2 separate regions of the Homo sapiens genome follow, and region 1 is linked to region 2. A link is an interaction called in ENCODE POLR2A ChIA-PET data of the cell type or tissue named here. Cell type or tissue: MCF 10A. All regions are shown on one strand.

Evidence for each region. ChIA-PET counts read pairs that join two places held together with the same protein. Peaks named below come from ENCODE experiments on the same cell type or tissue, not always from the same donor. Only the 100,000 strongest peaks of a DNase experiment are listed, where the experiment ranks them.
Region 1: POLR2A ChIA-PET joins it to region 2 with 7 read pairs; 2 of 35 experiments call an interaction of 5 or more read pairs at or near these places.

What each region holds. Positions count from the first base shown.
Region 1 is chr10:112,746,167-112,751,166 of GRCh38, reverse strand. All of the region lies in intron 7 of VTI1A (vesicle transport through interaction with t-SNAREs 1A), which reads right to left. Among named protein-coding and RNA genes, the nearest start is that of MIR4295, 110 kb to the right of the region's middle. In MCF 10A, no CTCF peak of the experiment used is centred here; no DNase peak of the experiment used is centred here.
Region 2 is chr10:113,104,301-113,109,300 of GRCh38, reverse strand. The region is part of intron 5 of TCF7L2 (transcription factor 7 like 2); the gene reads right to left. Among named protein-coding and RNA genes, the nearest start is that of SNORA87, 61 kb to the right of the region's middle. In MCF 10A, a CTCF peak has its summit at 664 (motif pointing right); a DNase peak (open chromatin) is centred at 2,140.

The DNA of each region.
Region 1 (5,000 bases), 360 kb after region 2:
CACACCAAACACTAGCTCAAGCACTGACGTTATTCTACAGGACTATGAACCTTCATATCCACATTTACAGTCCGGACAGATAAAGGAAAACAACCCAAATCCAGGAGGCAATATAAAAGGAAGAGAACAAAACACACATTCATACACTCACACTTAAAAATAGGGGAAAACCAACAGGGGAACTTTCGTTCTCTTCCTGGATGTCTACTTAAAAATCCCATGTGGTACGTGTGTCTGTGGAAACCTTTGTTATCTCAAAGATAGTGAGATACTAAAGGCCGAGGTTGCCATGGGACACACAGTATTTGCTTTTTATTCTATTGCACAATATCTAATTACAGAGATCCTGATAAAATTATGCATTCCTAAGCACAAATTATGGCCATTCTACAGGAGACTTAGTGTACATATTTTGTCAAATTTCATTAAAAAATAAATGAGGGATGACTCTGCAGAGTATTAGGGATAAGCAGTCTAATAAGACTCAGTCCTTTCCAAGATAGAATTCTCTTGAACTCGTAGTTTGGGCTGTAGGAGTATCCTAGGTGAGAGGCAGCTCAGTTAGTTTGTTCTCCCACAAAAGCTTAAGTTGAAACTCTAAAGCCCTTTCTGCCATTAGAGTGTTGCACAAGACACAGATTTAAAAATCAGTCTTGGCTAGGTGTGGTGGCTCACATAATCCCAGCACTTTGGGAGGCTGAAGAGGAAGGATTGCTTGTGTCCAGGAGCTCCAGACCAGCCTGGGCAACACAGTGAGACCTCCTCTCTCAAAAAACAAGCAAACGAGAAAACCAAAAAAAAAATTACAAAATTAGTCAGGCATGGTGGTGCATGCCTATAGTCCTAGCTACTTGGGAGGTTGAAGTGGGGAGATCATTTGAGCCCAGGAGTTTGAGCCTGCAGTGGGCTATGCTCGTGCTACCGCACTCCAGTGTAGGCAACAGAGTGAGACCCTACCTCAAAAAACAAAAACAAAAACAAAACTAAAAAAAAAAAAGTCAGTCTCTTTGTTTCTCCCCAAAGACAATAATTGATTTAATCCCATGGAAGGCTGAGCTGGTCTTTTGATAAGATAACATGTGACAGTTCCTCCTCATTCATCTCTACCTCCAGGTAACTACTAACCTGAAGCTTGTCCCTGTTTTTATACTTTTACTACATATATATCAACATGCATAATACTTTGTGTATAGCATATTTGAAAATTATCTTTTGACTCAATGTAAGTTTCAAACTGCATATATGTGTGCATGGTTCACTTAACAGCTATATAGTATGCTACTGCATCGACCCTCTTCCCAAATGATGAACATTTATGTTGCTTCTAAATTTCTGCTACTCCAGTGCTGCAAAAAATGCCTGGGTATATGGCCTCTTGTCAGTATCTAGAAGGATTTTTCTTGAAGTCTTCAAACTAGAGCATAGCTAAGTTTAAGGGAACTGATTTCCAGGTCCCTCCTATATGTATTATTTGCTAAAAGCAATCCAGGTATCTTGCAGTTCTTTTCCCTCTCTTTCCTTAAATGCCTTCTCCCACTTTACTAAGTAGCTCTGCCTGAAGTGTAAAAACCTCCATAGAGGCAAACAGGCAATACGAAGGACTGCTGTAAGCAGCTACTCCTTTCATCAAGGGCCACAGATCCCAGCTACAGCTCTGAGTTTCCTCCCTGTCTTACACATATTCCTATCAAGGGTGAAGCAGCATTCAACCCTTGTTGGGATGATCTGAATTCAGATGTATTGTAGACTAGGGTGGTGCAACTTTTGACAATCTTCATTCATGGTTTCACGTTTTCCACCCCCTACCCTCATTTTCAAAGAATGTAGTTTTTCTGAGAAAGTCTTGTGAGGACAAAGCAAATAGAGTGTCAGTAAGCAGTACTGAAGGTGGCAGTGCCTTCTGCCCCATATGCCAAATTCACAGACAGGCTTAAAGCTCCACACTCCATAAATCCACCTAAGGCCACTGGACTGGCTTCGCAACTACCCTAGAATTAGAACAGAAGTGATGTGGTTGTCCTTGGTTCATGTATTAATGCATATATTTAAACAGAAAAAAAATCATGTCAGACTTGTTCTGTTAGAAAATCAGTCTACCTGGTTGTTTTATTTGACAACGAAGATTGGTTTTACTCATTGGGTCATACGGTAGACTTTTCCATAATTCGAATGAACTAAATCTGTAACTCCAAGGTTTTGATAAGAATATACTTAAAGCATGTAAGACAAAACATTTTCTGCTGGGAGCAGTGGCTCACGCCTGTAATCCCAGCACTTTGGGAGGCTGAGGCGGGTGGGTCACGAGGTCAGGAGATCGAGACCAACCTGGCTAACACGGTGAAACCCCGTCTCTACTAAAAATAAAAAAAAAAAATTAGCCGGGCATGGTGGCGGGCATCTGTAGTCCCAGCTACTCAGGAATCTGAGACAGGAGAATGGCGTGAACCCGGGAGGCGGAGCTTGCAGTGAGCCGAGATCGCGCCACTGCACTCCAGCCTGGGCGACAGAGCGAGACTCCGTCTCAAAAAAAAAAAAAAAAAAAAAAAGGTTTCTAAATTAAAAAAAAAAAAAGAGTAACAGGTGTCATTTGTGTGTGGGTTATTTGTACATGTGTATAATTATCCAGGGCACATCTTGGCTTTCAGAATAAGTAATAAAGGACTTGTTGGGCAACTTCCCTGCATCTCTGCTGTGGAATATAAATCTGGAGAAAACTTGACTGGCTCAGGTAATGTGACAACATGTGTTTTTATAGATGAGTCCCCAACTGTACGAATAAAATAGAGTTAATTTAAATAGCTTTTTTAGTGTTCTACACTGAAAATCTAGCCACCTGAGAAAAATGGGCAAAGCCTCTCTGGCTATTGTTGTTTTCAGTACCAGTACAATTTCCAAATGCAACCCCAAATTGGATTGCTGTATGACTAATCTAACATTGTGTATTTAGGCTTTGCCGTGGGAGGTACCTGTCTGGGTGGGTGATGTTGCCCTGAGCCGGGCATGTCAGCAGCCTATGGTGGAAGGGGTCTCTTGTCAGGAATCCTAGTGCTGGCTCCACCAAGATTAGCTGAGTGACCTTTAGCAAGTCACTTCCTCTACCTGGGCCTCAGTTTCTCCACCTATGAGATGAGGGGTTGGAGCACACATTCTCCTAAGGCTCCCTGTTGTCGCCTTGACCCATCACTTCCTCTCCGCTTTGGTCTAGGAGTCCAACGTCCAGGACCCTGTCTGGGCGTTGGATTGCCACTGTACCCTCCAGCCGGGCCATATGAGTGTGGCTGCCAACCCTGGAAACTTCAAAAACTTCCTAGGGAAATTGCTAGGTACAACTGAGAAACACATGGGGAACCTTGTTCCAGCCCCCAAAGGGGCAGCACTGAACTCTGAGTTTGCCAGAAGGAAGAAGCCATACTCTCCGTATTCCTCTTTGAGGGCCTCCTTCTACACAACCCAGTCTCCAGGTAAGGGTGAAGAATCAAGCATGTATCAAGCCTTTCGGGGACCAATACATATTTATTTTGCTCCCTTACCAATATTCTTATGTTTTATTCTAGGCACCCCAAGAGAAAACAAAACAAAACAATTACGGTCATCGGCCACCTAACAACGTTTTGGTCAACAACGGAAACTATAGTTATAATACAGTATTTTTACTGTAACTTTTCTATGTTTATATACACAAATACTTAACCATTGTGTTATAACTGCCTATCGTATTCAGGACAGTAAAATGCTGTACATGAGTGTAGCCTAGGCACTATAGGATATACCTTACAGCCTAGGTGTGTAGTAGACTTTACCATCTAGGTTTGTGTAAGCACACTCTGTAATGTTCGCACAACGATGAACTCTCAGAACGTATCCCCGTCATCAAGCAATGCATGCTAATAAGAATACTTGTGGCAGATGATAAAAACAGCTCCTGTTTGCTTTACCCACATCACAGGTAACATTCAGAGAGTGTCTTAAGGCATTCCCCATTTATGGGAAGTGTTTGGAGGCCCGGTGGAGTCCCGAGGAGGGAAACAGGAATAAGATTCAGATGGACCTCACTGTGTAACAGTGGATAAATGCACAGGCCCCCGAATCTGACTGCCCTAGTTCAAATCTGGTCTCCACCACTTGTTGGCTGTGTGACTGCGCTGGGTAAGTGACTGGATCTCTCTGAGTCTCACTGTCTTCATCTGTAAATTGAAATAGCCCCAGAGGGTTCTTGTGAGGATTAAATGAGATAAGGACTGTAAACATTCTTGGCCCAGGGACTGTAAGAATGATAATATTATTAACATATTTTTATCATGCAACCTTCTAGTTCGGACATATTAGAAAGTGATTCCATTGACTTGTTTAGTAGGAAAATCTGGCAGATAAGAAGTCAAATCCATCAGCCGTGATAGCAGCCAATGTTGAGTTTTCTTTCTCCCTAGGAATTTTTTCCATTATAAAATGGGAAGCCAAGTCAAATTTGCTCAGTTAATTTTGGCCTGAGAGGTGCTCTTAGGACCCTCAACATTTGTCTATAAGGTCAGGCTTATCGGTTCACGCTTGTTAGCGTGGAAAAACTCCTTCCCTATCACAGTTTCTGCCACTTCCCTTATCCTGTCTTTCTTCTGGAACAAGTGGCCTTGCAAGACACTTCACTCCCTGTTTTGGCAAACACACTTGTTCTGTGAGAGCGAGTTCCGCCCATGTGTACAGCGGTGGGCTGCACACACCAGAGGGTTTATCAGACAGAAAGGCTTTTTTCTGTAGGTGCCAGGGCACTGAAAGCAGGGTCGCTGCTGGCTGTCCCCCTTCTAATTAAGAGTGTCCCACCATTTCTGAACTGTGACTCTTAGGGACACCAGGATAAACCTAAGGACTGTACTATATTTATCAGTCCTTGGGGCATGCTGAGAAATACTCCCAGATGAATGAGGAGCAACATGGTTTCTAAAACATGGGTGGAGTAGAGGCAGTGAGTTTTGTTTCGTACAGATTTATCTGAAATTCTATATCAT
Region 2 (5,000 bases):
GGAATAAAATTGTTTCCCCAAGATAACACCGTAAGTGGCAGAATCAGGATTTGAGCTCAGGTCTTCTGACCCTAACTCCCTGCTCTTCCCAATCCCATGGCTAAATCCCCTTCAAGTCAACACTACATGGCAGGGGTTCATGATGGAAAATGCCAGTGCGGCAATTCTAAAGCTGGAAATACGCTCCTTTCTGATCAACACATTACGTTATGTGGCCCATGTGTGCACGCGCGTGTGTTTGTGTATACACACTGTCGGCAGGGATTGTAGTGGTTAAGGGGACAGTTGGCAGGTATGGTGGTACAATTAGTACAGATAAACCCTCAATAGCCTATCTGCCTTCTGATTTTTAAATAAACAAAGGCTGAATACTATAATTAAGATCAGAGTGCCTCTGAAAGACCATATGGCAAAACGAAAATTAAATGAAAAAGTCACCGGCAGGGAATGGGAGAATATGTTATTCCTAAAGTGGAAGAAGTGATTTTTGAACAAATGCTTTTTAACTCCGATGCCTGGAGGAAAACAGCAACCTCCCTGCAGAAATGACGGCCACGACCAGGGCAGGCAGTCCTGGGAAGAAATGGAGCGCCCTGGCCCTGCAGAGGCCGGAAAGGGAATACCACGTCCATACTGCAGGGGGCGCCCCGCGGTGCTGCCAGCCTAGGCTGACCTTGCCCAACCTCTCAGGCTAGGGGGTTCCTCAGGGATAATGCAAACCTAGAAAAGCAGTCAGTGCAGTGGTCGGCCACACTGATGCCTGGAGGTCCCTAGAGTCCTACTCCTTTTCTTAATACTGAGAAAACAATGGCATCTCTATGCCCACAATGGCTTCAGTGTGCACCCCTCCCCCCCACAATGGCCCCATTCAATCCCCCACCATGAGCGATTGCCCCAAGTTTAACGGCCTGTGTTAGGAGAGCACCGGACACAAAAGGAGGTGTTTCCAGGTTCAGTGAACACTTTACACCCATTCATCAGGGAAGGGACAAAAGCGATTCCCCACTTCACCTCAGGCGGAGCAGAGGCTGGGGGCTCTGTCATCCTCACCAAAATGCAACCTTTGCCTGGTGGGGTGGGGGGGTCCACATTGTGTTTAAGGATCACTGTGCAAACATGGTTCCTGATTATTCTACCTCCAGCTAAAAACATTTGCATAAAAACGGGATTCTTTTGTCCCCTAAGAAGAGCCAAGAGGAAGCTTGGTGGGGAAGTATGGGGGCAAAGGGGGCTGGAGGCTCTCAAAGGAAGACCAAGAAGGTCAGCCGACAGACCCTAAATTATACTTTGGAATCTTTATTAGGAAAATAGCCCACCTCTTTCCTTACATTCAGTTTTTACTAGGGTTCACTGCTATTTTTATTAAGGAACCTAATGTTTACTTTGTGTAATTGCTTTAATTACTAAGTGCCCCTGCCAGCAACGCTTGACCAATATAGGCTGCTTTAAGAAACACCATTATTTCACAGGACCCAAAAGCATTATTTCCCTAATTGCAAGTGATGTACCTTGATTTTTTTGTTGTTTTTTTTTTTTTTTTTTTTTTTTAGACGGAGTCTCGCTCGGTCGCCCAGGCTGGAGTGCACTGGTGCGATCTCGGCTCACTGCAAGCTCGCTGTAAGCTCCGCCTCCCGGGTTCACGCCATTCTCCTGCCTCAGCCTCCCAAGTAGCTGGGACTACAGGTACTCGCCACCACGCCCGGCTAATTTTTTGTATTTTTAGTGGAGACAGGGTTTCACTGTGTTAGCCAGGATGGTCTCGATTTCCTGACCTCGTGATCCACCCGCCTCGGCCTCCCAGAGTGCTGAGATTATAGGCATGAGCCACCACGCCCGGCCGCAACTTGATGTCTTGACCACAAATGTGTACATCAAGGCTTGGGTATCAGTCAACAGCCCCTGACTGTACTGGTTGGTCAGTAAGGCTTAACTTCTTTTGTGGGAGGGGAAGGGGGTGAGGGGAGGGACTACAGAGTTTATACAAAGTGCTAAGATTTGAAATAGCCCAAGTCATACCTCCCTCCTCAGAGAGCCACCCACCCACCCAGTACCCAGCCGAGCTGGATTAGTCATACTAAACATAGTCCATTCCCAACCAACCCTTCAAGCTTTGGCAGGCCAAGCTCTGCTGACATTCCAGGCCCAGTTTAACATTACATAATGAGAGTTTCACTCCCATGATGGGCTGCAAGTCAAAACAAACTTGCTGAACTCAACCCAGGGCACCGGCTTGTTTCCTGGTTACAGGACATGGGAGTGCTAAGGGCAGAAGACAGCTCTTCGCAAAAATTATAAAACCAGTGAACTCTTGCATCCATTCTGATCATGGTCAACTCAGTCAGGGTGGTCCTGAGTTCGAGAACTGGTGATCCACAACCTATATACTTTTCAAGTTTTCTCACATAGTGTTGGTGCCAAACTTGTTTTCAAAGGATCATTTTCATACATTTCTATGTTTGAGCTTTTAATGAAAGCCCAGAAAGCAACACTTTATAAAAAGATTCCCAAATACCAGTCCTCTGGGAAAGACTAGTTATTCATTCATCATTCAAAATACACACATAAATGGTAAGATCTGATTGTCTATGTATCGCTAAAGCACATTCACTGCTTGAAAAGTTTTCAGTGTTTTTTATGTATCAATTCCAGCTCACTGCTTTCTCGTTAACCTTTAGCAGAGATGATTATATTAATCCATCCTCATCACCATCACGAGCCTCCTGATCATCATATCAACACCCGGGGCATCCGAGAAAAATCAGGATTTCAAGTGGAAAATAAGTGAATTCATACTGAACACACTGAATTTCACACACTAATCCAGAAAGACCTTGAAATTAATGGCACTTAACAGGAATGGTTCACAAAATTAAACTCTCCCTTGAATCGGAGGTGGCCGAGGGGAAAGAGGAAAACCAAGAGATCTGGATTCTAGTCTTGATTCTCCCACTGTCTGGCTACACACGATTGCTTGATCTTACAGCAGTCTTCTTTCTCTGAGCCTCTGCTTCCTCACTGTTCAAGAGAGGATTTGAAGAGTGGTCAGGTTAGAGTTATCAGTCTGCTCTCACAATTCCAAGATTCTGTAACAGATTCTACAAACCCACCCACCCCAACCACAGTGAACACATTACTCTGGTTGGGGTCTGTTTGCATTAATATTCTCAGTGCACTCAGGTCCATTTCCCTGACCTGAGTTATTTTACTTTTCTTGTGTCAGAAGCCCAGGTTCAAGGGAGTACCTCAGAGCCCATTTGCACCTTACCTGTTAGGTAACATTCCACTTACTGCTATCTTCTTACTATCTCCTTACCCACAGGACAGTCCCAATTAATCTCCCTAAAGAATCTATTTTTTTGTTTTGTTTTGTTTTAATCCTGGAGACAACAAACTCTTCTTAATAAATCAGGATACTAATTACAAACATCAATTGCCAGAGCCCCAAGGGCCGTTTGCTCTATTCTAAACAGCTCCAGCTTATGGTGCTTTTAAGATTCTCTTGCTCTCTCCTCTTTCTAAACTGTAAGACCCTGGAATGCTCAGAGACTGTCGTCTGCCTGGAACCTGGACGGGATGCTTCTGGCAGACAGGATCTTCGTGATTCGAAGAAAGGCAGAGCAAAGACTTGATGTTGAATGAGCAAGAATTGGAAGTGTGGTGGGAAACCCCACTAGACAGGTGAGGTGCGGGGCACCTCCCTGGTCACCAGGCAGAACTAAAGAGTGAAAAAGGAGAGAAATGGGCCTGGGAGCATCTAGACTGCAGTCAGAACAATAGCCACGGTAACTCCCAGAACTTCGAAAGTGGACCTGCCCACCAAATGTCCCTGTGTTATGGCTTTCCTGGGCAGCCTCATTACCAAGACAATTCACATGAAGATGGAAGGGATCCAACCATGCAGGGAGTTCCAAATCCCAGAAGCTCTCAAGGTGATTTCTTCCCAGAGAGGAGCAGGCCTCAGAGCAAACTGGGACTCCCTAAGAGGCCCAATGGGAGCCGACTTCGACTCAAGCCGTTACTCCTGGCTAGACGGTACACTTCCTAAAGGCAACAACTCAGTCCTCTCACTCACACCCTTGTCCCCAACACCAGAACCCTGCCTGGCACAGAAGTCCTCAATAACATTTTACTAAATGGACTCAAGCTGTCCCAAAAGCTGGAGTCCCTGTCATGTCACTCTGGAAGTTAATGAGACCTATTGTGCAGGCTTTCCCATAATTTGTGTCCAGAAGCAGTAAAGAGAGACCTACATGTCTGTCCCACAAAGTCAAGTTAATGGCCTTTGCAACAGTTATTGTCACAATCTTCCCTTCTTTTCTGCTTCCTGCCAACATTGCAGGGAGGGAGACTATCAGCCAGCAATCTGATATTTGAATAAGCGGGGGCTGAGTTAACTGTGCCCTCCTTCACCCCATGACTTCGAGGAACTGTTTAAGCCTCATGTACCAAGCTAATGGGATGGTACTGTCTTGTCTGCCTTAGACCCTAGCCTGGGACCCAAGACCCCAGACAGCCAGAAGAGTAGAATTGTGTTCCTTGAGTGTCACCTGATGTTACAGCAGTGGGTACAGATCTTCAGGCTTTGTAAACATCCAGGTGTAGAGCTCAGTAATGCTGAGATATTTGAGATCAAATTAAATAAGTGGCTTACCATATGTATTTTAGGCCATCTGCAAGACCATTAGGACACTGTGTCCTTTGTCCTAGAATTGTAGAGTATGGTATATGACACTATGGTACCACCAAAAAAATCACAGGCTGCATTGCCCTGAAAAGGATAAATAAGAGGCTGGGAGACGGCGTTAGGGGTAAAATCTCACTTCTAAGACTTTTCCCCCAGTGCTTCTCAATGCCCCTCCCTGGTGTCCAGATGACATCTATTAAATTCAGGCACTGCTCCACAAGGGATCTTGGCCTCTGGCTATGAGAAGAATAGCATCAAAAAATTGCTTGCCAACAACCCATAAATTTAAACAAGTCAGGATGGCAAGAGGAGGCTG